2 separate regions of the Homo sapiens genome follow, and region 1 is linked to region 2. Evidence: chromatin loops called from intact Hi-C (ENCODE). Cell type or tissue: tibial artery. All regions are shown on one strand. Each heading gives the region's core, and the rest is flanking DNA. Links, peaks and the distances in the headings are about the cores only.

The links. A loop is a pair of places that touch in the nucleus more often than their neighbours do. Peaks named below come from ENCODE experiments on the same cell type or tissue, not always from the same donor. Only the 100,000 strongest peaks of a DNase experiment are listed, where the experiment ranks them.
Region 1: a loop joins it to region 2, with 9 times the contacts of the local background. A loop is called at or near these places in 7 of 110 quality-filtered maps.

What each region holds. Positions count from the first base shown.
Region 1 is chr6:160,947,375-160,964,250 of GRCh38, reverse strand. LOC102724087 (a long non-coding RNA gene) reads right to left here. Exons shown (of 6, transcript NR_187757.1): 4 at 5,187-5,282. Among named protein-coding and RNA genes, the nearest start is that of MAP3K4, 36 kb to the left of the region's middle. In tibial artery, for the core only: no CTCF peak of the experiment used is centred there; a DNase peak (open chromatin) is centred at 8,169.
Region 2 is chr6:161,000,719-161,017,594 of GRCh38, reverse strand. The region is part of intron 1 of MAP3K4 (mitogen-activated protein kinase kinase kinase 4); the gene reads right to left. Among named protein-coding and RNA genes, the nearest start is that of MAP3K4-AS1, 17 kb to the right of the region's middle. RefSeq lists an enhancer at 15,667-16,168. In tibial artery, for the core only: no CTCF peak of the experiment used is centred there; no DNase peak of the experiment used is centred there; H3K27ac peaks cover 1,165 bases.

The sequences.
Region 1 (16,876 bases), core at 4,796-12,795, 53 kb after region 2:
TCATGCCATGAATCATCACATATAGCTATCATCGTGTAATTCTACGTTTGCTGTTCCAAATGTCTTTGGCTTTCAGCTTTGAAATGACCAGAGCCTCTGGAGATTTTACAGCTATAGCAACTTCAAGCGTAAGAGTTCTTAGTTAAAAGCAACAAAAGCGAATTCTGGCATGTTTAAGTAAAAAGGGAATTTATCTTTTAAAATACTGGCACCAAAAGACACATACAAGAATGTTCACAGCGGCACTGTTCATAGGAGTCACACCTGGACCCGAGCCAAACATTTATCAATGGTAGAATGGATAAATGAATTGCGGTATGTATATTCCTCTAATGGAAAACAGCACCTCAATGAGAATGAACCAGCTACAATAACGCGAACCACCAGAAGGAAACTTCTCACCACAAAATACCGAGACAAAAAAGCCCAACACTGGAGAGTACATACTGTACTATTCCATCTCAAAACAGGCAAAACTAGATTATGAGACAGCCATCTTCTGAGACGTCACAAGAGTGATTACCTTTTGGGATCAGTGTGCACTGATACAGGGTGTGAAGGGGGTTTCTAGGGTCTTGTTTCTCGCTATGAGTCCTAATAAGGATCTGTTTGCTTGGTGAAAATTAGGCTATGTTTGTACAATTCGTGCAGCCTTTCATATGCATATTAAAATAAACAATTTGATATAAAGAATACTGCATGGCTTCAGCCTGGCCAGGAGGGCCAGAAAACCAGGTTCGGAACTTCATGGATAGGAACAAATGCCCACAGGCTGCTGCAGAATTGGTCCAGGGAGGACGCTGGTGCCCCGTTACAGGCCCATCCTGCTAGCCCACACTGCCACTAGCCTCATCGCAGCGCTGCCGCTGGGCAGGTGCCTCCCTCCTGTCTCCTTATTCTACACTTGGCACAGGTGTATCTGACAGTGGAGCGGAGGACACAGCCCTGGGCTGGGGGCTGGGATTTTCAACTTCTGTAGCAGGAAACCACAGTGAGACTCAGACGGTAGGAAGGAATGTCTAGGCAGGCAATGGATGGCAAATATGTCCTAACACCTCCGCACGGGACTCTGTTCTAGGGTAGATGCACATTCAGATGACTCCTGGAAATTTCTAACCTGGCTTCAGATATGTGGAACAATTCGAAAGGTGTTGTGGGGAACGTTTTGTCCCACATTAGGTCTAGAGACAGGTGGCTGGGTGTGAGTCAGAGGCAGCAGCTGTGGTGGTCTGGAAGCCAGTTGTTAAAAGGCACACTTGGTTGTAGAGAAAGTCATATTTGGCCCATTTGGATGGTTTGTTAGGACTATTTATTAATAGTTCTAGATTTCTAGAACTGCTGTGAACTCACAGTGCAGAGAGTTCCTGTAACCTCCACACACAGTTTACCCGGTTAATAACATCTCGATTATATGGTACATCTGTCACAATTAATGAGCCAACACTGGTACATTAAACTAAAGTGCACAGGGGTCCTCTCACAGATACCATATTATGTTTCATTATCATGTAGTCCTAGGTACCTCTTGACTCTAACAGTTTGTCAGGGTTTCCTTGTTTTTTGATGACAGTTTTAAGGAGTAGTGGTCAAGCGTTTTGTAGAAAGGACATCAACTGGGGTTTTTCTGATGTTTTTCTCATGGTTAGACTAAGGTTATGGGTTTTTGGAAGGAAGACCACAGAGGTGAAGTGCCCTTCTCATCACATCCTACCAAGGGCACGTATCACTGTTGGCATTCACCTTGACCACCTGCCTGACAGTGTTTGTAGGTTTCTCACTGTAAAGTTACTCTTTTCTCTCTTTGGTACACTTTGGAAGGAAATTACTATACAATGAGCAGCCTGCATTTGCAGAGTGGAGAGTTATGTCTCACTTCCTTGAGGCAGGGAGTATCTACCTAAATTATTCAGAATTCGTGAGCAGGTGAGCTTTAGGACCATTTTTTATTATCGTCTACCATGTGGAGAGTATTGTATCCCAAATAACCAGTCAATCTGATACAATTTCTTTTTTTTATAAATACAGTTTTTTTTAAAAGCATTCCAGTTATGTAGTTGATAGTTATTTTTAAAATAATTGATGAATTTAGAACAGACCAGAGTAGGCTGTTTTTCTGTGGTATTTTGAATCTATCAGGCCTTGTAATCCTAAACTCCAAACATAGCTATACAATGGTGTATTTGATGTTAAGGGAGGGGAAACATGTATTTAGCAACTACTGAAGAGGGGTTTAAATTATATCAACATTTTACACGTTTCAGACATGTTGATAGTTGGCTTTTATGAAAGTTTCTCAATTTGTAGAGTTTTAATTATGGCAACATGAACACAGTCTTTACCAGAATGAATACTACTAGAGAGAAATGAATGTACATGACTATGTTTTTTGATGGGGAAGGGGGAATAGGTTACTTTTTAAAGACTGATAGGTTTATAGTCTGTGTATCATCCCAGCTTCTTCTATTTGAAATCTGGGCTTATTGCTTTGCTACAAAAAAGTTTCTGTGCAGGGGTCACTGTCCATACAAAATACTTCACCATTTTTATATATTTTGAATTTATATGTAAAAGTTTACTAACATCTATTTCTGAACAAATTTCAGTTTTTGCACTTTCAACTGTTCATGTTCCTCTTCTTGAAGTATATGCAAAATGAGACACATCATACCATAAACATAGGGTATCTGGATTTTCTCTGCAATGTTCCTGAGTGATGAGAGCAGGCATTTTTAAACCTGGGGAGTGCAGCTCTGCAGACCCCATCCTCAGAGCTGGGGCAGACCAAGGGAGAGAGTCTTAGGGCCTGAGGATAGAAAGGGCCAGAGGTGAGGACTGGAGAAGCAAAAGTACAGTTGAGAGAGCAATAAAGATTCCAACCTCTGAGTCAAGAGTAATAGGAACTAAAAGGACGGTCAGGATAGTCAACAGAGCCAGGCTATAGTAAGCATCAAGCCACCAGCCAAGCCTCAAAGAATGAACGTGTGTTGGAACGTCCTTCCTCTTCTTTGGGGCATCCTACGAGCCCCCAACTTGATTGAGATGCCAGGGGAAACAGATGCCCTATCCTTGAGTTAAAATGGATTCTTTCAGTCCCAAACCTCTACCCACTGCAGTTAACTCTACTGATAACAGCAGGCAGGCACCCCCAGGGCACCACAAAATAAGCGTGACTTTGTGGAGTGTAATTGGCATCCTAGATGTGAGAGAATTCTTAGGAAAGATTGAAAAGAAGGTTAATAAAGTCTTTTGGCTGTTTTCCAGTCCTGACTTGTAAAATCAACACAGCTGAATTTTCAAACAAGAGCTCCCATTCTTTCGCACACTACCATCTCTGAGGACTAACCTTTGATATTTCAGGCTTGGCTGGAAATTAGTTAATTGCTAGGCCTACTCACATTACTTGGAACAAAAAAGTGTTTTGGAAATAATGTTAGAAAATACCTTTAGGGTAGTGCATAGAACTACTGGGTTTTAAAGATGCATTTAGTGTGCGTTTAATGAATGGCAGTTTGACATGAGCTGAACTTCACTGGTTTCAAGGGAGGCATAATGATAGTCTCGCTCTTTTGAAAAATAGACTCCTAGCATTCAGTCATGATAATGAAGGAAGTTAGAAGATAATGAGTAGATGAATGTGTATTTGGAAACTATTAGGTTGGTTAAACGGGAAATTTAAGCTTAAGCTTCAGTATACTTAGGTGTCCTAATAAAAGCTTGAATCTAGGCTAACTCTTAGAACAAACAGTGTCTCTGGGTCCCAACAAGGATTTAATATACATGTAATGACCAGCTGTCACACAGATTTTTAGCACTGCATTTATCATGGGTTTAAGATGCAAGTATTTCTGCTTAGCATTTTAAATAGGTTTGGAACATACATAAGGCACAGATAATTGGGTAATACAGAAGCCAACTTTATGCTGCCCTGTAAACACTCTCAAATGTCACCAGGGCAAATTTTCCTGGCAGAAACATCTGCGAAAAAGTCTGGCCCTTACAGACTCCTCTGGCCCCACCGTCACCATCTGCCTCTGTAGGAACAATGAAGCTCCCTGCTGGGGAGGGTGGCAAAGAAGGAAGGCTTTTTGTTCAAGGAATACAAGACTGATCAAGGCAAATTTTCCTATCTAAAAATAGTACAAGGAGTTGGAGAAGAGGTCTTAAAATGTCCCTTCTTCTTCCTCATTCTAAATCAGCAGAGACTTCAAGATTTTCACAATCACAGTCAGTTTGGCGACATTGTTTTTCTAGGTTGTCTACTTTTTCACACTCCAGTGATTCACCAATACCCAATGGGAAAACATGTAGCAGCAGTGAGCACTGAGAAGTTGAAGCACAGAAATGGTGTGTAATGGTATGACTTGAGCAGATTATAACAGAAAGCAGTTAGAATAGCTGAATGAATTGCTTTTTGGTAATGGCTCTAGGATACGGGTTCTCGTGTCGGTTAGAATCACAGTCCCGGTCAATGGAAACTACTGGTGTACAATTCATTTGGCAAACTGAGAAGCCACTAGTCAGGCCTTGTGCTAGCTGGATAGGAAGGTGTAGTGGAAGGGGCTATCAAGGAGAAGAAGATAAAAGCTCTGCCTTCAAGAACATAAGACCAAAAGCTAATGAAATGGAAAAATAAGTAGAATACACATTTCTGTTTTAATCACAAGACATTTTGGGTATTAATAAATGACAAAGCATCCAGAAAGGGGTCGCCAGGATGGCAAGGAGATGAGAAACTGCATCATAGAAAGAATGAACAATCAAAAGAATAGGGGTTTGTATTCCTGAAAATCAGAATACTACCAAGGACTCAGGGTTTGTGTGTGCATGGCAATAGGTATATGTGGGGAAAGGCAATATCATTGCTATTCTGGAATATTTGAAAACACGTATGGAAAAGGCTTACTCTGTGTTCTCGGGGCCAACAAGACAGCAAATGGCAGGAAGCAGAAGAGTGATGCTCCCAAACCATTCCATTGGCTTCTCTGCCTTCCCCAGGCCCCTGCAATTAGGTAGCGCCATGTGACTAGCTCTGGCCCATGAGCTACAGGTAGAAATAAGGGGTTTCACTTCCAGACAAGGTGTAGAAGAGATGGGAGCTGTTGATGACTGCAGTATAGCCTGTGATATGCTGACTGATTCCCAAACAAAACCCCACATTATTAGAACTGTTCAAATAGGTCACTTACTGTTTATGTTGCCTTGCTCTGGAAGTGTTCAGTGAGAGGCTGAATTTGGAACACGTCATAGAAATTCCTGGCCTACGTGAGTAAATTTGGTTACTTCTAGGGAAAAAAAGACAGTTTAGGGTGTTACCTTTAGCTATACATAGAAATAAATAACTTTTAAAACAGTTAAAAGAAATCTTGAGTTATAGTTTATAAACATGTAGATGTACATTACTTTCAGATGGCAAAGAATTTTCTAAAATTTAAAGAAAAGAAAAATATTGATAAATGTGACTACATAAGATGTTAAAACTTTATAGATTATATAATGCCATTATGAAATCAACGCAAATAAGTGGGGGCAATATTTACCCCAAATATGGCATAACATCAATACCCTTGTGATGTAAATGGCTTTGCCAGATAACTAAGAAGAATACAAGACTCCAACAGATAAATTGATAAAAGACATAAACAAAAGCCATATCTTTGTAATCCATAATAAACTCATGAAAAAAGGCAAACATCATTGATAAACTATCTCTACTCTACTATCAAAAAAATTGAAAAATGACTGATGATACACAGTGTTGGGGGAGCCACAGTAGACAAGCATTCCTTTTTCACAATGTGGGTAGCAGCAAAAATTAGTATAGTCTTTCTGGGGGAAAATTTCTAATATATTTTCATTTTTGACCATGTAACTCCAGGCCTAGGAGCTTATATGGAAGAATCAAATGATGCATACAATGATTTGAATATAAGCATTACTTTTGATACTAAAAATTAATACAAACACCCAACAATAAGAGGATAGCAAATAAGTAATAGCACTCCAATGGAATGAAAGACTACAGGGTCATTAAAAGCCATGTTTGGGAATTATATTTAGTGACGTGGAAAATGCTTCACCAAGTGATGCCAAATTAAGAAATAAATATATATGCATATATATATATATATATATATATATATATATATATAGTGTGTGTATAAACACATAAGGTATGATTCTAATTAATAAAAAAACCCAAAAGTATTAAAAGACTGTTGTTTCTATTGTGTTTTAAAATTCTCTATGCACTTCTGATTTTTCAAATTTTCAATAAAAATATTGCTTTAATAATCAGAAATAAACATTTCAACACAATTGATGATAGCAGAGCCAACAGAGAGTGGTAAGAAGGCATCCCTCCTTCATTTTGGGTAGGTGTGTATATTCATACAAACTTTCTCAAAAGCAATTTAGTGATATGTAGCAGGTGCTCTAAATGTTTGCACCCTTGACTCCCTTTGATTTCCATCACTTCTAGCTAGCTATCCAAAACAACTAACTTCCAGTGAGAGCTTGGAAGTGATTATCAATACTATATATAAGAGTAAACATTTGGGAACCTAGATCCAGCGGAAGAGGAATAATCAAATAAATTATTGGATATCATGATGTAGGACACGAAGGCCAGTCACTAAAAATAATGTGTGCATAGTGCTTTCAATGACCTAGGGATATATTATGTTTATAAAAGAAGGTTCCACATGCCCAAAATATATATGCATAACATGGTCTCAAATATATAAGAAAAAATGCATAAAAATGCCTCTGGAGGATGGGATTATGAGCAATTTTTCTGTTTCTATACATTTCTATAAATAAAATTTTTTAAAGTTATAGCCTAAAAATAAAAATCCAAGCTCCCCCTTGGATTTTTTATTCTTGAAAATATTTCTCTTTCCAATATAGAAAACAATTTATTTCTCTTGCCAATATAAAAAATAATATTAAAGTCTGAAGCTTTAATTTTTACCAATAAAACCTGAGACTTTAATCTCGTGTTTTTGTTTTTGTTTTTGTTTTTTTATATTGGGAAGAGAAAGAATGGGTGGTTCGCTCACCAAAGCTACCTCCACATTGCTAGAAGGATGGTTACATCTTGGACCTCAGGTGCTTCACTTATCAGCACCATGTGACAGACAGAGGTCACCCCACCCCCTACCTTCTTCCCTGGCCTCCCGGACACCATCCCTCCCCAGCTCTCTTCCTGCCATGGGTCACACCTTGTCAGCTTCCAGTGCCGGTTCCTTCCCTCCCCTAACCAGCAAATGCTGGAGTCCTACCGCATTGCAACCTCTGGCTGCTGCCTTATTTACACCACTTTCAAGATGATTTCTTCTACTTTCATGGGTTTAAGCAACCCCTACACTCTAAACACTGATGAATCCCGATATCAGATGAGGCCCTGGGCTCCTACCAGCATCTTACCAGCATGCCTGTGAGGCATCTCCCCTTGTATATCTAATAAACTTCACATGCCCCAAGCTTAATTCCTGCTTTCGCCTACACCCCTTGAAGAAACAATCAAACAAAACGCCAAAAACCTGCTCCACCTGCAATCTCTCTTTTCGGTTCATGGCAACCTCATTCTTCCAGTTGCTCCAGCCAAAAACTTGGAGTTTGTCATTAAAACCTCTGTTTCTCTGAATGCCATGTCCAATCTTTCAGCAAAATCTTCCAGTTCTACCTGCAAGATATAGCCAGAATTGAACCACTTCTCAACACCCCATGGCCACAGGCCTGGTCTCAGCTGCCAACACCTCCCGGCTGCACCTGTTGCAAGCTGCTCTGCCTGGTTCCCTTTGGCTCCCTCCTGTCTGGGTGGCCTCAGCCAGATGATTCTGATAACAGGTAGGTCAGATTTTGTCACTCCCCTTCTGAAAACCCTTAGTGCTTTCCGTCTGATTTCACTTACAGTAAAAACCCAACCTTATGATGGCCTAGAGAGGCAGGCAAGCCCTGATCCTCTGCGTGCTCTCTGAGCACCTCTCCCGACTCTCTCCCACCTACCCACCGAGCTCCAGCCTCTTTGGCCTCCCTGTTGTGCTTCAGGCATCCAGGTGTGGTCCTGCCTCAGGGCCCTTGCCCTTGCCACATCGGCACTGCAACACTCTTCAGTCTCCTCCCAAATGTCATCTTCTCAGCAAGGCTTTACTTGATTTCTCTCCGTCAAATGCCAATCCCCAGCACCTCTGCAGCCCGTCACTCTGTGGACCTGGCCTGTTGCATATTTACTTGTATTTGCTTCTTGTCCCTTTCCCCTCCCCTAAAACGTATGTCCCATGAGAACAGAGACATTACTTTCTTCTCAGTGCCTAGAACAGCGCCTGGCAGAAAACAGGGAGTCAAATATTTGTTGCAGAAATGGGCACTCACTTGAAGTCCAGGACACCCTGTGGCCACAGGCAAGTCGTTTGGAGCCTGTTGCTGAGAGTATCTGTAGCTGCCTTATCTATGTCACAGGACTACTGTGGGACAATGATACAAGGAAAAGACTCGAAAACATCAAAACCCACAGATGCAAAATGCAAGCCGCACCAAGTCTACAGAAGGAAGCAGTTGCTTTATCCTGGGCCAGGGGAGAGGATCTGGTCCTTGACTCACTGTTCCTCCCTAACTGCAGGATGGTGCATAGCTTTGATGTCCTCACTACGCAGTCTTTAAAAGAGCTCCTCAGGGTGTGGCGGGCAAAGAGCTCTGGGTAGGAAACAGGAGTTTTTTGTTTGGTTGCTTGTTTGTTTGCTCTCTAGATGTCTTAAGTTGTTGGGACTGCTGAGGACAGATCCAGAGAATGTCATAAAGCTTATTTAGGGAGTAGTCATCGAGGTGGGCCAGGCACTTCATGTACATTATCTCTAATCCTCACAACAATAGCAGCTATCATTACGCATATTTTACCGAGTCAAAACCTGAGAGTGGTCAAATGCTCTGACCAAGCCCTAAGTCGGGGCTTTCTTGCTACTATCTCTTATGCCTACCCAGGTTTAGGAAATTCTTGGACCAGCATAAAGAAAAAGAAAGAAAGAATGTTCTCTCTAGTTACTTATTTTGAGATCGGTCCTTGCTTTGTCACCCAGGCTGGAGTGCAGTGGTGCAATCACGGCTCTCTGCAACCTCCGCCTCCCAGGCTCGAGTGATCCTCCCACCTTGGCCTCCTGAGTAGCTGGGCCCACAGGCACACACCGTCATGCCCGGCTAATTTTGCCATGTTGCCTAGGCTGGTCTTGAACTCCTGAGCTCAGGCCCACCTCCCACCTCAGCCTCCCAAAGTGCTGGGATTAGAGGTGTGAGCCACCGTGCCTGGCTTACAAAATCTACTTTTCCAAATACACACATTAATGGACTTTACCCTTCTTGTAGTTTAAAACTACACAGAAAATTAAAATTTGCTTCTGTTTAGATTACACATGAAAAACACCCAATGAACTCATTCACTTGTTCATTTAATAAATGTTTGGATTTCTTTTCTGTACTAGCACCAGGCTAGGCACTGCAGACATAGCAGCCACCCAAATAGGAAACAATTCTGTCTTCATTTAGTTTACATTCTAGTGATGAGGACACTAAACATAAGTAAGCAAATACGTGGTAGTGTATTAGAAGGAGGTAAGCCCCAAAAAGAGAGAAGGGAAAGAGGAGGAGAAGGGGGTGAGCGGGGACTGCAGTTTTACACAGAGTGGTCACAGCAGGCCTCCTGGGAAGGTGAAAGTTGAGGGAAGTCTTGAAAGAGATGAGGGGAATGGCCATGTGGGTATGTAGGGAAGGAATTCCAGGTGGAGGGAGCAGCCAGTGCCTGTGTGTTTATTTTTATTTTACTTTAAGTTCCGGGATACATGTGCAAAATGTACAGGTTTGTTACATAGGTAAACATGTGCCATGGTGGTTTGCTGTACCCATCAACCTGTCACGTAGGTATCAAGCCCTGCATGCATTAGCTATTTCTCCTGGTGCTCTCCCTCCTCTCGACCCCCACTGACAGGCCCCAGTGTGTGTTGTTCCCCTCCCTGTATCCATGTGTTCTCACTGTTCAGCTCCCACTTATGAGTGAGAACATTCGGTGTTTGGTTTTCTGTTCCTGTGTTAGTGTGCTGAGGATGATGGTTTCCAGCTTCATCCATGTTCCTGCAAAGGACATGATCTCAATTCCTTTTTAGGGCTGCATAGTATTCTATGGTGTATATGTACCACATTTTCTTTATCCAGTCTATCATTGATGGGCATTTGAGTTGGTTCCATGTCTTTGCTATCGTGAAGAGTGCTGCAGTAAACATACGTGTGCATATATCTTTACAATACAATGATTTATAACCCTTTGGGTATATACCCAGTAATGGGATTGCTGGGTCAAAAAGGTGAGTGCAATTGTAGGAACTCTGGATTCCACTCTGAAGAAAATGGAGGGCTGTTGGAGTGTTCTGAATAGAGGAGTTAAGTTTTAAAATGTATTTATGTTTTAAAGGGATCACTAAGGATGCTGTACTAAAAGCAAGGGTGGAATTAAGGGGCTGGTGAGGAGACCCTAATGGTCATCAAAGTGAAGAAGTAGCCATGACTTGGGTCAGGGTCAGGGTCAGAGGAAGTAGTTATTCTGATGTAATAATGCATAGGATTAGCACACAGGCAAGTTAAGAGACTGCCCTATAAAATACACTTTTCACTTTAAAACAAAGAGCAAAACAAACTCCTTTAACCGTCTCACCTAGAAGGATTTGATTCACAGAAATGTAATCTGTACACATTATTTCATAACACATTTTCCATGCAAGCAAGGTATACCCATAGTTTTCTTAAGAAAGTAATTATCAAAAAAATGTAAAACAAGAGTTTCTCGTTTGTTTGAAACCTAGCAAGAATATTGCATACTTTCTTTTCTACTTACATTTTTGACACTGAAATGTACCTAGGAAATCACAATAAAAGGAACTATGGAAAAAACATGTCAAAGGTTCCTGCCAGAGTTAAATACATGCACCCATGAGGAAAGGAACTACTGACTGTGGAATGTCTTGAGAGCTCAAGGAATCTGCCTTCAAAGTTTCTTTGGACAAAGACGCCTCTGAGCTCACATTCTTTTCTCTGGGGGTATAAATGATGCTTTGCAAAAAGGGGAAACCATTTAGAAGCAGAATCAATGCGAGGCTTTTTAGGGATGGACAGGCACTGGCAACAAAAGAGAGCTTGCAGCACACACTGAGCGGCTTTGGGGAGAATGCAGGCACTCATGGAGCACACGATGGATGCTGACGTCTTCTTTGGACCCACTTCTTACCTTGTTCAACCACTGGGGTCATAAGACAATGGGGAGCCACACAGAAAACAGCAAATGCCACTCTTGAATGGATTTATTTATTAATTTTTTTTTGACCTTCTTGCTCATTTCCCGTGCTGGAGTTTCACTCTTGTTGCTGGAGTGCAATGGCGCAATCTTGGCTCACACTGCAACATCCAGAATCAAGCATTCTCCTGCTTCAGCCTCTTGAATAGCTGGGATTACAGGTGCCCGCCATTATGCCCGGCTAATTTTTTGTAATTTTAGCAGAGATGGGGTTTCACCACGTTGGCCAGGCTGGTCTGGAACTCCTGACCTCAGGTGATCCACCCGCCTCAGCCTCCCAAAGTGCTGGGATTACAGGCGTGAGCCACCGTGCCCGACCTTGAATAGATTTATTTTTTATTTAGTGAGCCTGTATACATCCAAAACATTGGGAAACAGTTTAATGGCAATGATACTCAGAGTCTGGGCTTTCTGTTTTTCTAAGTTTTTGGTTTTCTGGGTTTTTTTTGACTCCATAAAGTGCCTAATGTTTTCTTAGTCTCCTCTGTGCTGCTATAACAGAATACCCAAGACTGGGTAATTTATAAAGAGCAGAAATTTCTTTCTTTTTGTTTTTTGAGATGGAGTCTCTTTATTAAACAACTCCAACAAGGCTGTCATAAAAATATTGCAAAAAACTAACTGAAAATATATGGCTGATTCTTAATTATGATCTGAAATGGAACACAGTCCTTTAATACATATTTATTAATGTCTACCGTGTGCCAGGCAGTCTGCTGACTCTGGGAATGAACAATGAAGAAAGCAAACACAATTCATGTTGTCAGTTAGCTTATAGTCTAGTGAGGAAGACAGACAATGAAGTAATTAAAATGAAGTGCTACAATGTTCTTGTGGGGACGGTATGGCGCATTATGGGAGCAAGACAAAGATGTAAATTGTGTGTGTGTGTGTGTGTGTGTGTGTGTGTGTGTGCTGGGAGGTGGAGGGGAAGCCTCTCCCATCATCTGCCCTCAAAATGGACCCTGTTCCCTGCTCCTGTCTCTCCAGCCGTCAGTTCTTCTGAGCTCGAGTGGTTCGAGTCACTCTTGGCTGCTCTTGCTCCTTCACCCTTCATATCTCATCACTCAACAAGTTCTGCTGATCTGAAGGTTGTCACTTCTGGAGGCCATCTCCCCTTCCACTCCTAACACCATCTAGTTCATCATTCACCTTGACTACTAGAAGAGTCTCCCAGCTCTTCTCCAGGGTCCAGTCCTGCTCTCTTCAGTTCTGTCCTCTACACATTGATCTACCTAAAATGCACCTCTGACCACATGACTCCCCTGCTTTAAAACTTTTGATGGGCTTCCTATGGGCTAAAGATGAAGTCCAAGTTGATTAAAGTCCCAAAGCCTCCATGCACCAGCCCCGCCGACCTTTCCAACTCCCCCGCTTGCTCCTCCTTATCTCTCACTCCGTGTGCCAACAGGGCCAAACTACTGATAGGTCCTCAGGCGCATCACGCTCTTTAGTGCATTTGCTGTTGTGTCCCATGGGCCTGTCCCCACTGCCAGTACCACCCGCTTCCCACACGTGTCTTCCCCCTGCTTGGTTGGCCACGTGCTGGTGCTCATCCCCTTTGACTCAATTCAGGCGTCTTTGCTTAGGAAACCTTCCTTGCCTGCCCCACCCAGACCAATCTTCTCTGTGTTCTCAGAAAACCCTGTGCACACACTAACATTTGCATATTCTAAACCCTATTTTAATCATTTCTCTATGGCTCAGTTTCCCTCCTTAGCTTTTTTTTTTTTTTTCCTTCTTAGTTTGTGACCTACTGGAGGACAGGGATTACCTCCTTCACCTTTGCATGCCTCACCCCTGACATGGTCCTGATACAGAATAGGAGGTCAGGACACATTTGTTTAATGAAAGAATGGCTGTTGCAGATATTACATGTGGTTAATTCTCATCCCAAATCAGTGTGATATTAGTATACGAGCAAGTAAAATAATGGGGCTTTGGTTTCCCAAAAGGGGACTCCCAAAAAGGAATCATTGTTTTAAGCTTCCTGACAGTTGCTGATTTCAACGAGGTAGGTAATAATACATACATTTGTTTATATTTAAAAAACACAATGGTTCCCAAGGTTTCATTACAAAGGAACTATAAAATCAATATATACTCTGTTGAATCATTTTAAGTGCTAAAATATAGCACAACACCAGGCCCGAGTCATCATTTAACTTGTTTCTAGAGGAGCTGGAGGTAAACAAACTGGTAGGAGACTGGCACCAGGGCTGGTTCCGTGAATGACACACTGCCTGCTCATGTCATCATTCAAAATAGCAGATTACCAAAACAACACGCATTAACTTCAGATATCCCAGGCATTTGCTCCTTTCTCGTAAGTAGGTTTGCCTATCTTTAAAAGCAGTTCTTTTTGCAAACACTCTAGGGAAATTTAAAGAGGTCTCTGGAAGGAGAGAAATCCCAGGAAGTGTTTGGCCAGCAAGCAGAGGCCAGCCAGATTTTAAATGATTGCCAAAGAAAGCAAACTACCTACACAAAATCTACAAAGTTTGTAAATGAAAATTGACTGCACTCCTCTAACCTTGAACTTCACTTTACAAATTTGAACTTCAAATTACAAACTATACAATCACTATGAAGAAGTTCGTAAAGTCTTTTTTTTTTTTTGAGAGGGGAAAGGAAAAGAAGCATTTTATCATGAAAAGTACCGTAGATACCACTTCTCTTAATATAGCACACATGCTTAGTTTTAGCACAGTGACTATTTGGAGGATTTTTACACTGTACTTCAGTCGTGTTTATTTATAATATGGGTGTGGGGTAAAATATCAAACCACAATGCATTATATACATCCATGTGAACCTTTCCTCTCTGCCCAGAGCTATTTCTGCCGTCCTTCTTAAGCCTAAATTTAAAAAGTGATCTTGTCAAACTGTGATGAATTGTTACCTGAATGGCAAAGAACTTGCTAACTGGAGGTGGCTTCAGTCTTCTTTGAGTATTCTTTTATGTAACAAATTGAATATACTCTTTGTACTTCTGTACCCTCGAAGAAAGGGGAAGGTTTAGCAAAACAGTTGGATTATTCCCAAGAAAGCTTGAATGCATTTTTAAAAACATTTTTTACATGAAATATTGCTCTTAACCTAAAAAAATGAAACAGTATAGTTTGGCACAGCACTCATCTAAAAATAGGTCTTTGGTGAATAAGCTTTCTGCCCATAACACTGAGGCTGTGTGTTGCACTTGTGTGCACATGCCCAGAGTTGCCTGCGTGTTGTACCATGTAGTTGGAAAATAGTAACTTCAGCTAAAAAAAAAAAAAAAAAAAAAAAAGATTTAGAAAGAGGCCTTTGGTGAAATTCCTTAACAAAAACTAAAACTTAAATGTTTGTTGAAATGCTTTCAAGAAATTGTACACTTAGGAAATTATGGTTTTGTTTCATAAATGTGAAACCTCAAAATATATGAGATATAATCTAGAAAAATGAGTCTGGCCTTTTATATCTAAAGTAAAAAAATTTAAAAACGTTTTGCAAAACCTAAATATGTGACTTCTTTTAAAGACTGATTATCTTGTGCTATGCTGGCTCTAACTGGATTTCTAGATCTTCCCTGGCTGTTTTGTTTCTATCTACCTAGGGTTTTACTCTGTAGTGGGATGGTCCTTTTGCTTTGACGAAATTGCGGGGCGGAGAGGAAAGGAACTCAGGCAAATATATGTTGTAGTAGTGGTATGAGGTGTGTGAAGATATATTTTCAGTATAATTTTAGCTATAATGGACTTATATGTTAATTACTTTTCTAGATCATAAAATTATGAAAAGAAATCCTTTATGTAATTTTATTAGTATTTTTCTTTCAAAGGAAATATGAAAATAAACTAAGAGGCAAAAAAATGATTAACAGAGGGCTATGGATATGCCATTATAGGTTTAACAATAGTGTAAGTTGAAACTCTACTCATGTGCCTCACAAAAAAAGCAGACTGTGATTATCTGTAAATGTGCCTTTCCACTTTAATTAGTCCCGTATCTGTGAGTCTACATTCTTCTTGAAATTAAGATACCATTGAATAATAATGTAACTGGCCATAAGACCTCATCAAAAGCAACTGTAAAAGTATCTTCTAGATTTCACTAATTATATTCCCAATCTAGCAAACATACAAATTTGTACTTCTTTGCTCCACAGCTACTAAGCAATAGCTGTTGAAATCATTAAGGTACAAATTGAGGACAGGTGGCACACAGTGGCTCCTGCCTGTAAACCCAGCACTTTGAGAGGCCCAGGCTGGCAGATTGCTTGAGCTCAGGAGTTCGAGACCAGCCTGGGCAACATGGCGAAACCCCATCTTTACAAAAAATACAAAAAATTAGCTGGGCATGGAGGTGTGCACCTGTGGTCCCAGCTACTCGGGAGGCTGAGGTAGGAGGATTGCTCGAGCCTAAGAGGTGGAGGCTGCAGTGAGCCATGATAGCACCATAGCACTCCAGCCAGGGTGACAGCACAAGACCCTGTCTCAAAAAAACCCCAAACCAAAACCAAAACAAAACAAAACCTGAGGATATTCTGAGTTTTTATGATGTCTAGATTCCTAACAACAAATAAGGCATAGGAAACTCTGAGGTAGTTTCCACATGTGATACTGAGTTCTCTCTCTTTTTGGCTAGAAAAAAGTTTTGGTGATGCAAGGGGAAAGGGTTTCATTAAAAATGTGAATGAAAAATAAAAATATCCTGTTGCTTGATCTATATCATTCATTTCCTAGAAATGCTGGTAAATATTTTTATCTTTCTTCTGGGCATTGGCACATTGACACAGTTATAAGTAATCTTTGATCTGCAGATGCATAAAAGATAACATAGTTTGAACATACACTAGTCAAATAAAATTCTTTTGCTTTGGAAAATCCATTTCTGAGAAATCCAATAGATTACATATAGTTTTTTTTCTTTCTTTTTTTTTTTTTTTTTTTTTGAGGTGCAGTCTTACTCCATCACCCAGGCTGGAGTGCAGTGGCATGATCTCGGCTCACTGCAACCTCCGCCTCCCAGGTTCAAGCGATTCTCCTGCCTCAGCCTCCCAAGTAGCTGGCATTACAGGTGTGTACCACCATGTCTGGCTAATTTTTGTATTTTTAGTAGAGACCAGGTTTCCTCAAGTTGACCAGGGTGGTCTCGAACTGCTGACCTCAAATGATCCACCCACCTCGGCCTCCCAAAGTGCTGGGATTACAGATGTGAGCCACCATTACATATAGTTTTAATAGTTGCTCAAATACATACTTAATGTCACAGATAATTCTGATATTCAGAACATGCTGGTTGTTATAATGACACCAGAAAGCAATAGCAAATACTTTATGGTAGTAATGCCTCCGATCTCTTTATTTATTTATTTAATTTTGAGACAAGGTCTTGCTGTGTCACCCAGGCTGGAGTGCAGTGGTGCGATCATAGCTCACTGCAGCCTTGAACTCCTAGGTTCAAGGGATCTTCCCACCTCAGCCTCCCAAGTAGCTGGGACTACAGGCATGTGCCACCACACTCAGCTAATTAAAAAAATTATTTTGCAGAGAAGAGGTTTCA
Region 2 (16,876 bases), core at 5,463-13,462:
GGCCTGTTTCTATAACTTACAAAAGATCACAAAGATTTTTTGTGGACCTAATTTTTAGGCATATAAAAACTCTAAAACTTAGGCTTTTACAAACCTAATACTATTTAAAATATCCAAATAAATAGAAAGTGACATACTTCTCAACTACAGATGGTACCAGAAGACCAAATAAATAACACTCTTGGCAGTTCCTTACGTGCTTGTCAGAAAAACAGTTAGTAGTTCTATCACCCTCATCCCTATTACTGAGGGGGAAATATCATTAACAGAAACAAGTATGCCACCAAATTGTTTTGACTTAGCTAGGATCATCGAAATAAAAATTCTAATATACTAATTAAGACAGGAAACACTCAATTTCCGAAAACCTACATTTAATTATACAAATGTATCCCTCCTCTACCAAGAATAATTTTAACTGTATAGAACCTAAACATTTCCTTATAATTTAATATAATGTTGGTTAAACTAAGGCCTTTGTTGTTCTTTTTTCGCTTCTAAAATTCTTTTTTCAGTGCACACAAGACCTTTAGTAAAGCATTATACTCCCGAGATATATATCATTACTAGTAACTTTTATTAACATAGAAATAACAAGGGACTGGGATATGTTACAAAATGCTGAAAAACAGACACAGCTAGGAAATTCTATTTAAAGACATTAATTCACCATTCAAACTGCATGCATTGAGTACTTTAAACCATCCATGCAATAAATATTTACAAAAAGCTATTATGTGCTAAGCACTATTCCAAGTGCAAGAATACAAGGCGTTTAAAGATAAAGGCAACCAAAACAATCCTGGAAAAGAGTAATGCTGGAGGACTCACCTTCCCAATTTCAAAACTAAACAAAGGTAATTAAGAGTGTGATAATGGCATAAGGACAGACACACGGGATCAGTGGAACAGAACTGAGAGAGTCCAGCTATAAACTCGTATGTCTAGGGTCAATGGATTTTCAACTGGGGTGCCAAAAATATTCAATGGGAAAAGGACAGTCTTTTTAACAAACGGTGCTAGGACAACCAGCTATAAGAAAAGGAATGAAGTTGGACCCTTAATTCACACCATATGTGAAAATTAATTCAAAATGAATAGAAGATCAAAATGTAACAACAACCAGAATGTGTAAGAGAAAACTGGGGTAAAGCTATAGGATCTCATATTTGTCAATGAGGTCTTAGATATGATACAAAAGCACGAACAACAAAAGACAAAACAGATAAACCAACTGCATCAAAATTAGAAACTTTTATGCAAAAGACACAATCAAGAAAGTAAAAAAGACAGCCCACAAAAATGGGAGAAAATATTTGCAAATCATGTATCTAATAAGAGACTTATATAAAGAATATACAAAGAACTCTTAAAATTCAATTTTAAAAAGACAAAAAAATAGTGAAACAATCTTCCAAAAAAGATATACAAATGGTCAATGAGCACCTGAAAAGATAATCACCACCACTGGAAAAATGCAAATCAAAACTATAATCAGACAGCACTTTATATCCACTAGGATGGTTATAATTAAAACGTCAGACAACGCGTTGACAAAGATATGGAGAAATCATTATACATGAATTTATATAGCAGTATTATTTATAATAACCAAAAGGTGAAAACAATCCAGTGTCCATCAACTGCTGGAGTGGAAAAACAAAATGTAGTACTCCCACTGCTATAGTTTGGGTATCTGGCGCCCAAACCTCATGATGAAATTTTATCCCCAATGTTGGAGGTGGGTACTAATGGGAGGAGTCTGGTGTCATGGAGGCAGACCCCTGATGAATGACTTGGTGCCAGCCTCATAGTAATGAGTGAATTCTCTCTATGAGTGCTAGCAAGCGCTACCCTAGGAGCTGGTTGTTAAAACGAGCCTGGCACCTTCCCCCCGCCCCGCACCACCTCTTGCTTCCTCCGTGCCACATGATCTGCACACGCTGGCTCCCCTTCTCCTTCTACCTTGAGTGGAAGCTTCCTGAGGCCCTCACCGGAAGCAGATGTTGACACCATGCTTCTTGTACAGCCTGACGAACCGTGATCTAAGTAAACCTCTTTTCTTTATAAATTACCCAGCCTCGAGTATTCTTCTGTTGGTGGTGGTGGTGATGGTGGCCACTTCAACTTTCATTTTAAGTTCCAGGATACGTGTGCAGGATGTGCAGGTTTATTACATAGGTAAACGTGTGCCATGGTGGTTTGCTGCACAGATCGACCCATCACCTAGGTAGTAAGTCCAGCATCAATGAGCTGTTCTTTCTGATGCTCTCCCTCCCCCCACCATCAACAGGCCCCAGTGTGTGCTGTTTCCCCCCCATGTGTCCATGTGTTCTCATTGTTCAGCTCTCATTGAAAATGTGGTGTTTGGTTTTCCGTTCCTGTGTTAGTTTGCTGAGGATAATGGCCTCCAGCTCCATCCATGTCCCTGGCAAAAGTTTACAGCAATACAAATGGACAAAGATACACATTAAAGAGAATACTGTTGACACCATATAAATGAATGCACTATAATTTATACTATGACAAAACTTGAAAATCTTACGCTAAGTGAAAGAAGCCAGTCACAAAAAAACCCACATATTATATGATCCAATTTATATAAAATGTTCAGAATAGGAAAATATACAGAGACAGAAAGTAAATTAGCAGTTACTCAGCAGTGGGAGGGTTGGGGACCGGGCAGGGGGTTGGTAATGGCTACATGGTGCAGGGTTTCTTTTCAAGGTGATTAAAATGTTTGAAAATTGACTGTGGTAATGGTTGCATATATCTGTGAATATACTAAAACCATTGATTTGGACACTTTAAATGGGTGGATGACATATGAATTGTATCTCAACAAAGCTATCTAAAATATAAGTAAAGGCAAGAGCCCTACTGTTATAGTTCTCTTCCTCTCCATGTGAATTCCAATTCCAATGAGAACACTTTCTGATATCCTAGAGACACAATGTTTTTTGGTAGTCCAGAATTCAAATATATGTGCTTTAAGGTTAGTACAGGATTTCAGCATCCTCATATAAAAAAAGGGACTATCTCACTTGTTATTTCTAGAGGAAATTGTGACTAGCACTAAATTTGGAAACTATATGGAACAGCTCTCTGCATGACCAAATTAACTCATTTTAATAATCACCTATTTCTCAAATTCTGAAAAATTAATTTGAAAAAGCACTAACAAACTAGCAGGATTTGAAAGGAAAGCAAACCTACTTACATTAAAACAAGGGGAAATAAGGATTTTATGACAGGTTCTACATTAACTCTCATTCAAATACCATTCCCAGGAAGAAAGTTTAACCAGGTACATAAGATATAATACCCAGTGGTACAAAAGGGGTAGAAATCTTGCATAAGAAGCCTAAAAGGAAAGGGCGCTCCTTTGTCTTTTATTAGTTCATTAATTCTCAAAAAATGAGAGCATTTTGCATAAAGGAAGAGGTGCCAAGAACCAGCAAGGTTATTACAAAAGTCATGTTAATGACAATTCATTCCACCACCAGTCAATTATTCAGTGCCTACTATGTGATATACAAAATACATAAAACCTACATTATAAGCTCTTTTAGAGTTTACAATGAAGGCGGGACTGGACTCCAGAGGCAGGGTTCAGACACCAGACCAAACTGAGGACTAGCTAAAACAGTGATGGGGCAGAATCTGCTTTCCATAAGACACGCCCACCAGTGTGCCAATCAGTTTACCACTGACATGACAACACCCAGGAGTTACTGCCCCTTTCCACGGCAATGACCCAGCAGTTACTACCCCTTCCCTAGAAATTTCTGCATAAACTGCCCCTTAATTTACATGTAATTGAAAACAGGTATAAATATGACTGCAGAACTGCCCTGAGCTGCTACTCTTGGCCTACGGGGCAGCCCTGCCCTGCAGCAGCAGCCACGGAGCTTAACACCACTAGAGATGTAACGTTGCCTCTTCAATAAAGCTGTTTTCTTCTACCTCTAGTGTGCCCCTGAATTCTTTCCTGGGCAAAGCCAAGAACCCTCATGGGCTAAACCTCACTTTTGGGCTCACCTGCCCTGCATCAATTATTTTCCTAGAAAATGAATCTGAAATTATTTCCCTTAATTTCATGTGTTGGGGTTTCTAGCATTAAAGAAATGAAAGAAAACTTAAAGGGAAAGATTTAACTATAAGAATGCTTAAGTCTTCTATATATGTACAAAAAATTTACCTAAGCCATATTAAAAGTTAAACTGAGGATAACTGTCCTAAATTTAGAAAAGGCTCATGAAGAAAAGCTGCAAAATACCAACAAGAAAACGAGCAAACAAAATGAAAAGACAATTCACAAAACAAATTTATATAGCAGTGAAACATGAAAACTGTCCCGCCACCTAAATTAAAACAAGATGGCTCTCTCTGGCCTAGGAAATTAGCAAACAGTTTTTAGTAACACTGGAAGCTAGAAAGAATACAGTAAGGTAAGCACTAATATGACCTATATACATTTGTACAATCTTTCCAGAGGAAATTATTGTGATATTAAAACCTTTAAAAGTGTTCAAAATCCTTTCAAATTCTACTTTCAGGAAATTCTTTTGAGAGCAGCCAGAAAAGCTTGTGGTATGTACCGAGAGGTTCACTGCAGTGTTGTCTAGAAGAAGAAACTGGTAGTAACTTCCAGCTCTATGGTATGCTCATAAAATGAAATATGATGGGACCATTTTTAAATGATGTTATAATATTTTTATTAACACGCCAAATGCTCACAATACATTTAGATATCATTCCTACCTCAGCCTAAAGGACCTCCTCCCACCCCTGTGTAGTTTACTTGGCAATTAATCATTCCTGTGATCTCTCTTACTGCTGTAATAAACTACTATTTAAATCTTTCACAACGTCTTTTCTCATGTATGTCTAAGGAAACAACATATAAAATAGAGTAACAAATATGGATTTGAGACCAGATTCCCGGTATTCTGCACTAATACGTCTCTTAAAGGCTCACCTCCCTTATCTGAAAATGCATATGTATTTTATAAGTTCGTTGTAATAATTATATAAAGCAACAAGTTATGCCACTTATATGATAGCATATAGGTAGATTATAGATGTAAATTTATTACAGTTCTGCACCAGACCATGAATTATAATTTCTATTACCTTACATCTTTTCCAACTAGCTTATAAATTCTCTGAAGGCAGGGCATGCTTTATATTATGATTTATATAATAAAAAGATTATCTGGCTGGGGAGTACGGGAATATTCCCAAGAGAAACACCACTTGAAATGATTCCAAAAGAAAAGAGAGGAAAGGGCAACTGACGCATAGGAACCGACCCATACAAAGGAATGGAGCTGAGAAAGAACACAGAATGTTCAACAACTAGGAAGATGTTCAGTGAATTAAGACTCTAAATTCTCAGAGGCAAGGGGTTCAGCAGGACTATTGGGCCTGGATTTCAAGCTTAAAGCAGCCTCACACTTAGCTATTGCTGAGTGGCAAATTGGTGTAGGGAGGCAAGTTAAGGCCTCTTCACAAATGTGGACTCGAAATGCGTGGCCACCCTAATTTCAGCTAAATCTGAGGGTGGGGAGATTGCCAACTCAAAAAGCTGTCTGAGCCTAATCAAGGTTCTTAAAGGACTCAGTCACTAGGCAGAGACCGTACCAATTTCATTCACTGCTGGGGCCCCATGCCCCAGCACTAGCACTGCCTGATACACAGCCAGCACTTAACATATGAATGAGTCTGTCAGGAAAGGAATAAACCAGATGGGTAGGGTGGACTGCAGCAGTGAGCTACTACTGACTTAACTAGTCAGTACAGTTAAGCTTTACTATTTCATTCACCCAGTCTGGCTAACTGCTCTCCCTTTTTAGTAACTGTTCCTCAATACACACATACTCCTCCTTTGGTTCTCTGTTAAACAAGACTCAGATATTCAAAGAGCCAAGTAAACCTCTAAGGGCTTCTTTTGCAAAATAAAAGCTCAGTTCTGGCGTTGAACTTTCATGACGGTTTCTGGCATTTCCAGAAGTATTTTCCCTCACTTACTTCTGACATCCTACTTTTTCAGATAATTAAGTATAAAGAAACAGTTTCTAAATTATTTATTTTTGTTCAAGACATACCTAAAATTAAGTGTGTGAAGAAGGGAGGGGGGTTGAAAGGCAACCAATACGAGACTGCCACCATTTCACTCAGACACTGAAAATACCTAAAATCTACTGTCTCCGCTGTTTCCCAAAAAACAGAATCCTGAAAAATTAATTTAACTTTATAGAAAAAAAGTCACCATACTCATTTTATCAATTTACCTGCATGGAGGTTGATAACTTCAATGCCTGTTTAGGAACCTCTGCATTAAAGGAGTTATTTGGGTTTACTCTACCAGAGAAACTTTCCTTAAAAGCATTTTACTTTCAAATTCTTCATTAGACTTCCCTCTCATGGGCCTATTAGGACAATGAATGTCATTTGAAGTAACACAGCACCTTGTTTTCTCTCCACCTTCTCTTTCTTTGTAGTCCCTAACTCCTTCCCACCCTTCTTTCTGTTGTTCTCTTCATTTATCCACTCTCCTTACAAGAACTTCAAGAATTACACACCAATGAAGTGTCTAAAGCAAAAGCACCAGAGGTGGTACAGTTCTTTCTTCAGTGACTGCCTTACGGTGCTCTAAGGATCACACGCTTCTAACACTCAGAGGAATAAAAGACATCAAAAAAAAGCACACCCAAAGCTATACACAATAAATATAATCTCACAGCCTTCAATTAATTAACCTTAACTCAAAATTTCCAGAGTTGTGAATACAAAAATTGCATAAAATTGCAACCTACAAGTAGGTTCTATCAGACATCTGCATGTAGCAGGATAAATTCTTCTTTAAACTTCTTAAATAAACTATTAGTGTTTGAGTATTTAACAGGGGTTAGTCATAGTAAATATAGCAAAGTGATTAGTAATGATTCTCAACCTAGGTTTAGTCACAGTCAAGCTTATCTGCTCCGATTAAACAAAAATAAAGAGTAGGCAATTGTGCAATAAACTTGGACTAAGTAGGAAAACAAAATTTAATGGAATAACATGATTTTTAAGTGAACTTTTAAAAAAACATTTGAAAGAAACAAAACATATACCTATAGTTTTGAACCAAGAAATGTTTATTAAAAATAAACACTTTTATTAGCCTAAAATAGGGATAATTGGATAATTTCTAACAAATATTACTTGAGATTATTTATTATGTAACTATTTAAGAAATACTTTTAAAAAAGTTGTAACAAACCAAAAAATATGATAAGCATACAATTTTATGAGGTTCTAACACATCAACAAAGAAAGTTACTGATTTATTTACCAAACATCCTGGGCATCTCATGTGGTGCATATAGTACCAGGCACTTCGGGGATAAATGGAATACCTATGATAATAGTTACTACTCTCAAGTAGTACAGTCAAGAGGATACATGAATAATTTTTAAAACACAATAGGGAGAAATGTAAATAGCTGAGTGACATAAAACAGCATTCAACCTCACGATTTAAAATGCAAGAATTTAAAACTAAGAGCTTTTTCTTTTTTATTTTTTTTAAGTCCCAGGGTACATGTGCAGGACGTGCAGGTTTGTTACACAGGTAAACATGTGCCATGGTGGTCTGCTGCACCTATCAATCCATCACCTAGGTATTAAGCCCAGCATGCATTAGCTCTATTCCCTAGTGCTCTTCCCCGCCACCTCCTTCCCCCGACAGGCCCCAGTAAGTGTTGTTCCCCTCCCTGTGTCCATGTGTTCTCAGGAGCTTTTTAATTTATCAAACTAGCAAAGACTTAAAAATTATTATTGTAATGTCAAGAATAAACTCATATATTCCTGGTGGAAATTGGCACAAATATTCTCAAGAGCCTTTCAAAGATTTTTTTTTAAATGCACATATTCCAAAAGATAAAAGCAACCAAAATGTTCATCAATGGATGAATGGATAAATGAAGTGTGATATGTACACACAATGGAATATTATTCAGTCTTAAAAAGGAAGAAAGCTCTGACACCCCGTAACATGGATGAACCTTAAGAAAATTACACCAAGTGAAATAAGCCAATCAGAAAAAGACAAATGCTCTGATTCCACTTACATGAGATATCTAGAGTAGTTAAATTCATGAAACTGTAACACAGTGTTTACCGGGGTAGATGGGGAGTTGTTATTTAATGGGTATAGAGTTTCAGTTTTGCAAGATAAAAAGAGCTCTGGAAATTGGTTGCATCAATAGTGTAAATAAATGTACTTAACAACGCTACTGAACTGTACCCTTAAAAATGGTTCAGGCGGCCACGGTGACTCACACCTGTAATCCCAGCACTTTGGGAGGCCGAGGCGGGTGGATGACGAGGTCAAGAGATGGAGACCATCCTGGCCAACAGGTGTGAAACCCCGTCTCTACTAAAAATACACAAATTAGCTGGGCGTGGTGGCGCGCACCTGTAGTCCCAGCTACTAGGGATGCTGAAGCAGGAGAATCTCTTGAACCTGCAAGGCGGAGGTTGTGGTAAGCCGAGATCGTGCCACTGCACTCCAGCCTGGTGACAGAGTGAGATTCCGTCTCAAAAAAAAAAAAAAAGGTTCAGATGGTTTAAAAAAATGAATATGCCATGATACATTTATACAATGGGTATAAACATTATACCCATTGAGCAAAATGTTACACATTTTGCAGTAACAAGTATTTTACAGTAGCAAGAATGAAAGAACCACCATCAACCAAAACAACATAGATGAACCTCACAAGCACCATGCTGAGTGAAAGTAGTAGATGTAAAATATCAGTAAATGTCAGGATAATGAGGAAAGAAAGGGTAGTGTGTGCAAGAAGTAGGAAGAGATTTTCTAGGATGCTGCTCACATTTTATTTCTTCACTTAGGTAAACTTTATAACACTGTATTTGCTTTTGAACAATTTATCAAGCTACACATGTAATATACACAAGTATGTCTTTGTTAAATTATACAACAATAAATATCATACAAAAATTTAAACACAAAGTAGAGGGGAAACTACAAGGTCCTACATAATTGGTCAACTGCCAGCTCCTGTTTCATCTATTACCACATTATGTCAACGCTTATACAGCTCCCATTATACGTAAAACTCGGTATGTAAAATTCTGTAAAGAATAAAATGGATTATAATTTTACATATATTTACACACACACACACTTTGGTATAGTAATTATATTTCCAGGATTTTACTCTAATAAAACATCTTGACTAGACATAAAGATTAAGCTAAAAACAATGCTTTTAACCTCATTCATAACAGTAAAAGAAACAGAAACATCCTAAGAGTCCGACAAAAGACTGGTTAAATTAAGATCACAGCTTCCTAGAAGAGAAATATCAGAAAACACCCAGTGAAAATGAGTATGCAATTGCTACCCAACAAAGGTTCCTACTGGTAGACTGAAGTTATATCAAATATTATATAATAAATATCATCACTGCATCCCACTTTCCACTCTATCCCACTTTCTGCCTTTCTACCTTCTTTCTACTCTTTATGGGTTTACCAGAATTTTATAGAAGACAATAGCTATGCCTTACCATATTTATCACATAAAAAGTTTAATTAGAAGCAAGAGTCAAGGCCATACTTCACTGATTTTAAAACACACGTTTTTCCCTAATTTTAACATCTCTGATATTTCACCGTACCCTACAACTGATATAAAAAAAGCACTGTGTCATTGCTTCATTGCAGTTTTTCCTTAGTGACATATAAAATTTATGCTGCATATTACAATTGACAGCCTTTTATGTTTGATGAAACATTACTCTCTAAAAGCTCAATATCTATAAGTTAAATAAGCATGACCTTACTAGAAACAAAGCCTATTAAAGAGCAGAAGCACCAAATATGAACCAAAGCAATTTTTTTAAAAAGGAGAAAAACCTTTACAGATTTTCAGAGGCTATACAGGATCATGTCTGGGTATTTAAAATTAATTACTTCAAACTATTTAATACAAATGAAAATATTCTATGTTATAAAGGACAGAATGAGTTGGGCACTTACACACCCATCACTTGACACAACTGTTTAACTTTATCTGAGCCCTGTGCTCCTTAAGAGAGCAATGGATAGGAAATCCACGTTCTGTGTTCCAAGAAATGGCTAACCTCAAAGGACCACCATGTCCTTGCATATTGTAAAATTAGCCCTCCCTCTATCTTCCTCAGTAATTCCCACGTTTTATAAAACCCTAAGTTTCTCCCTCCTCTTCAAGACATTCCTCAATAGTGAATGTTTTTCCCCACTGCAATATCCCGAATAAAATCGTCTACTTAACTGTCCACTGTATTTTTCCTTTGTTTTGATGCCAGGACTCAAGCAGGATGAAGACCTTGCCTTCAGATCCCTGTTGACTCCACCCAAGTAACAAGACCTCTGGGTTCCCCTGTGCCTTGTTTCTGGTCTGTGACCTGGGGACACAACAATGAGTACAATTCCTGGTCCTGCGCTTTGGACCTTGCTCATCTGCAGCACAGTAAGGAACTGATTTTTACTCTGAGATTTGCTTTATTTCTGTTGCTGGTTACTTTTGATTTTACAGTTTGTCAATCTCCATAAACAAATTAATGGGTTATAATAGGGATATTTTTTCTGTTAGGAAAGATGACAGAGAACCTGATTATTTTTTTCTATTTGTCTACTTTGAGCTCAAATCAGTTAGGAATTTCATGACCACCAAGAAGCAGATCTCGGGACTGGAGAATGTTACATTTGCGTATGCTTGATCCATGACTAAAATTTTAAAATTGAATATATAGGCTTTCTCTTTGTGTTCTGTGTCTGTTTGTAACTATGAAAGGCCTATACCTCTCATTATGTGAGTGTATATTCTGTATATGTTCCTACCTTTAGATGATATTCTCAAATAGGTTATAAAATCCCTTAAAGGAGAGAGCTCAATTCTGACTGGCTCGCAGATAAGTACAGCCATCCTTCAGTATCTACGAGGGATTGATTCTAGGACCTCCCTTGGAAAAACAAAATCTGGGATGCTCAACTGTCTGATATAAAATGACGATATCTGCATATAACCTATGCACATCCTTCCATATACTTTATTTCTAGATTAGTTATAATACCTAATACAACATAATTACTATGTATATGATTGTTACACTGAATTATTTAGGGAATAATAACAAGAATAAAAAAGTCTGTACGTGTTCAGCACAGAAGCAATTTTTTTTCTGAATATTTTCAATCTGCAGTTGGTTGAATCCACAGATGCAGAACCCACAGATACGAAAGGCCAGCTGTCCTTCTATAAATTGAATAGTCCTAAAATGCTCAGAAGTCAAGGAAATTGCACCTTTAATTCAATGTGAGAAAAAAGAAGACATGGATCATGGAAACTAACTCAGAAACAGTTTCAGAATTCAAATTCACACAATTTAGGTAAACCTTTAGTAACTGATACTAGTTTATATTGTTGGTTTAATAAAACAGCCATGTTGGTCGGGCACAGTGGCTCAAACCTGTAATCCCAGCACTTTGGGAGGCCAAGGTGGGGGGATCATGAGGTCAGGAATTCGAAACCAGCCTGGCCAAGATGGCAAAACCCCGTTTCTATTAAAAATACAAAAATTAGCCAGGCACGGTGGCGGGCACCTGTAATCCCAGCTACTCGGGAGGCTGAGGCAGGAGAATTGCTTGAACCTCGGAGGCAGAGGTTGCAGTGAGCCAAGATTGCACCACTGCACTCTAACCTGGGCGACAGAGCAAGACTCTGTCTCAAAAAACAAAAATAAAAAAACAGCTATGTCTTCTCTGACTTATCAGTGTGTTAAATATACGCACAGATTTTTATTCTACTTGTAATGTTCTTCCTAAACTTATACATGTTTATTAATCAAATAAGCTAACATTACTACTACTTAATGCTTAAGATTCTAAAAAAGGTAAATTTGTATTTAAACAAATTTAATCATTATCTGACAAACTTTATTTCAATAATCACATCAGCTTGAAGATAATTTCCAAGGTCTCTAGGTAATTTAAAACTTCTGATACTAAATTGACTTAATCAATGGGTATTCATTAGATACCTACACCATTCCTGAGTACTAAAACACTGATTATTAAACACAATTTAAGTCTAAAGCTGGGCACAATGGCTCACACCTCTAATCCCAGCACTTTGCGAGACCGAGGCAGGCAGATTGCTTGAGCCCAGGAGTTCGAGACCAGTCTGGGCAACGTGGAGAAACCCCATTTCTACAAAAAACTTAAAAAACTAGCCACGCATGGTGGCATGTGCCTATAGTTCCATCTACTGGGGAGGCTGAGGTGGGAGGATCACTTGAGCCCAGGAGGTCGAGGCTGCAGTGAGCCATGATGGTACCACCGCACCCCAGCCTGGACAACAGAGTGAGACCCTGTCTCAAAAAAAAAAAAAAAAAGTTTATATACTTTTGTGTCTTGAGTCCATTAATGAATGTGTTCATTTTGAATACAGAAAGTTGTAGAAGGTTCATGGAAAGGGAATTTTATTTGTCATGGTCAAGACTGGATAAGTTTGGTGGTTTTAAATAAGGTTTTTAAAAAGACCTTTAGTATCAAATGTTATACTGATACAAAACTAAAATCGTGTTTTCTCTGTTTCAACGTCAAATGTTTATCAGATTACTGGTTTGCTCTTAATAGACTGTAAAAGTTATTCTTTACTTTTCTACATTATCTGCACAAACAGCAAGATTCTCTGTTTTACTATGAAAACCTATGGTTTCTGCCAACTTATTATGTCCTTGATTATTTAAGGAACAAGTTTCTCCTTCAGGAAAGTTTCTTGACGATCATGTTACCACTTATGTTTACTTTCAAAATATTTATTGTCACTTGGGTTAAATATAAAGTCATCTATTATTTCTTGGTAACCCACGATCCTATCTTAATTGAAGTTTTCAAATCTCCTGGCAACTTTTAATATTTTACCTTACCAAAATCAAATCATAAATATCATTTGCACCTAAAACTGTCTTTGAGATTTCCCAGATGGTGGTCCCCGAAACAATCACAAAGATTTGTTCTTTCACCTTTTAAAAAAAGAAGTGCTAGAAAATAATTAGGTTTATCTGTCATGTTGTTATTGATGAGTTGTCAAGTCAGAAGAAATGCTTAGCCTTCTCTAGGTTAAATGTGTATAGGTAAAATGTTGTAAATATTTCAGACTCTGCTTGCTATAGAAGTTAACAGAAAATTGTCAGTGCTCTCACTGACAATGATACACTGCTATTTATCAGAGTCCTGGTGCTACTTTGTTCGATATTAGACAACACAGCATTATGGGTCATAATTTCAGCTTTGTTTTTAAATGTTGACTTGGTCCCAACTTAATTTGAATCTAGTATCTTCCAGGCCAGTGGTTTTCAACTGGATATTCACATTACTTACCTATGATGTTTCATTAATAAGCACAGATAGATGTTCAGGACATATTCCGGACTTACAGAATCTCTTTCTCTGATATTCTTGGTATATTTTAACTATATGCTTGGTATATTGTTGGCATATATCAGAACTATCATATGTTATATCTAAACTTCTTTTTCTCAGTAATTATATTTATATACTTTTATTTCCCAGTAAAGATTAACTCTTATTTTCAAGAAAGAGTGGATATTCCATCTAATTTATAAAAATGGAATAGCCACTCTTTCTTGAAAATAGAATCCTTATGTTTATATGAATATTTTGTTTAAAAAAATTTTGGAATGACTTTAATCTTGTCTTGTACAACAAAGAAACAACCAAATATCCTTATTAATTGCTTTATTCTTATAATGAAATCTCATTGGATCTTTCACTTTTGAAAATTATAGTAATAAGTTAACCACAGCCACTTTAAGTTATTTTGTCATTTACAGATAGGTTTTCGTTCTACCTTGCTGCTTCCCTGACAGCACTTACAATCAGCTACAGGCCACAGTGCCTGTCTTCAACAAAGAAGAGCTGTCTTGGGACCCAAGGAAAAGGACTATGCCAGGTACCTTGCAGTACAGTCTTCTGATGTAATGTTTAAACAACTTTGAGAAGATACCAGTGGACTGACTCAGGATTTCTAGAACTCTAATCAAGAAGAAGATAAATTCATGAGACTGCTAACTAAAGATCAAGTGGAAAAAGAATTACACAGGACTGAATGAACTAATCAAGGATGACCGTGGATTCTGTTGAGAATATTGTTGCTGTTATTAATGTTTTATTTTCTGAATATATAAGGAGCCCTTTCCTCTTAAGCGATCTATACCTCATTACAATTTAGAATATGCTTTTGTAAATAAAATTATCCAGTGCATTTTGTCTTTCACACTGGTATGAATAACTTAATACCTTTCTAGAAAGAAACATAGCAACACCTCTCAAAAGCCTTAAAACTCTAAATATCTTATGACCTAGGAAGCTATCCTAAAGAAACAATCCAAAATAGTGAAAAATTCACAAAAATATTTGTATCAAGTCACTAATTGTAAGTGGAATCATATGTCACAAACCATATGTTATATCATGTTATCAAATTCAAACTATTAAATTATGGGATATACATCTAGAGGAATACAGTTTGCCATTGTCTGTCATAGGAAAATGCTCATGATATGGCAGCTTGTAAAAATAAACTGTATAAAAAAAATACACAGAAAAGAAATATGCCGGCCGGGTGCGGGAGCTCACGCCTGTAATCCCAGCACTTTGGGAGGCTGAGGCGGGTGGATCACAAGGTCAGAAGATCGAGACCATCATGGCTAACATGGTGAAACTCCATCTCCACTAAAAATACAAAAAATTAGCCGGGCATGGTGGCAGGCGCCTGTAGTCCCAGCTACTCAGGAGGCTGAGGCAGGAGAATGGCATGAACCCAGGAGGCGGAGCTTGCAGTGACCCAAGACTGCACCACTGCACTCCAGCCTGGGTGACAGAGCGAGACTCCATCTCAAAAAAAAAAAAAAAAAAAAGCCAAAACTATTTTTAGATGGCAGAATTAGAATTGGTCATTTTCTTCTTTATATGATTCATAGTTTTCCATAATAGATACAGGTTACCTTTATAATCAGGAAAATTTCTAACTGATTAAGTTACTTTTATTAAGCGAGAAGATTTCACTCACTTTTCTCAGGCAGTAGCTAGATCAATCTAGTTTTATTACGTGAAAAGATTTCATTCATTTTTCTTAGGCAGTGGCTAGATCAATTTGAAAACTATTCCTCTTACAGTGTATAACATTTAAAAAATGAAAAGAAAATTAATCCAAGTTATAAAGACACAAGTTAAATGAACTAAAAAGAATTTCCACAGAAAAAGACAGCTGTGCCTATTAACCTAAACAATCACAATCAGTAGCGTTACAGTTCTTAATTTAGCAGCATGATTTATGATGATCCAAGGGCCAGCCAGAATTCCAAACACCTGTAGGAATAATATGCAGAATAAACCACAACTAAAGTAAGAGAGAGAATCTGGAAAAGCTAGATCCAAAAAAAAAAAAAAAAAAAAACCTTTTTCTTATTTCTATGGCTTCTGCAGACGTTGGGGGGGAAATGTTTCTTGAATGGAGATTATTGCAGCTATTTTTAAAAGTATCCAGCCTCAATGCATATTTGGTGGCTTTTTAAGAAAATCACTATAGGATTTGCCTCTTTTACCTTAAGCCCAAAAAGAGGAAGAAAGAGAAATGTAATAAAACAGCTAATACTGAGCACTTACTATAGAACAGGAATTACTTAATCTTAATAACAACCTAGGAAGATGTTATTATTTTTGCCTTTCAAATGCGGAAACAGACTGAGAGAGGCTAAATTACTTCCCCACAATCCTACTGCTAGCAATCAAAAGGTAACATTCAAAGCCTATCTACTACCAAAACCTATGCTCTGCCTCCTTCATACAAGTGTCAGCAAAGAACCTGCTGTTAGGCAACGAGCCAGGAATTAGGCAATAAAAGTAAGCAAAACAACAGACGATGCCCCAGCCCTCATGGAGTTTACTGAAGGCAAACATAATAAACAAATATGTACACAAATATATAATTACAAATGGTGGCAAACTGCAGGGGCTCTGAGGACACATAACAGAAGGATCTCATCTATTCTGGGGGGAAGCGGGGGAAATGTCAAGGTGGACCCTAAAGTAAGCAATGCTTAAGACCTAAAGTGAAACTGCTGTACCCTAACATAGATTACATATGACATATATATCATGCATATACAGAATATATAGATGTGAAATATATTGTTTGAATTATTTGATAACATTTATAACACATAGCTTGAGACATACATGATTCCACCTATAATTAATAACTTGATAAAAATATTTTTGTAAATATTTTTTGTAAATTTTTCAGTATTTGGATTTGGATTTCTTATATATGTGTACACATATATATGTATATACATATATACTTATATACACTTGTATTATATATGTGTATATAATATATATTATATATTATATACATATGTGTATATTATAATATATAATATATATTATATACATATGTGTATATTATAATATATAATATATATTATATACATATGTGTATATTATAATATATAATATATATTATATACATATGTGTATATTATATATAATATGCACTATGTGTGCATATATATGCATATTATACACTATATATGTGTGTGTACATATATGTATAGTATAATATACATATATGTATGTGTACACATGTGTATATGTGCGTACACATGTGTATGTGTGCATACACATGTGTGTATATATGGGTGTACACATGTGTGTATATATGGGTGTACACATATGTGTGTATACAGATGGGTGTACACATATATGTGTGTGTATGTGTGTGTAT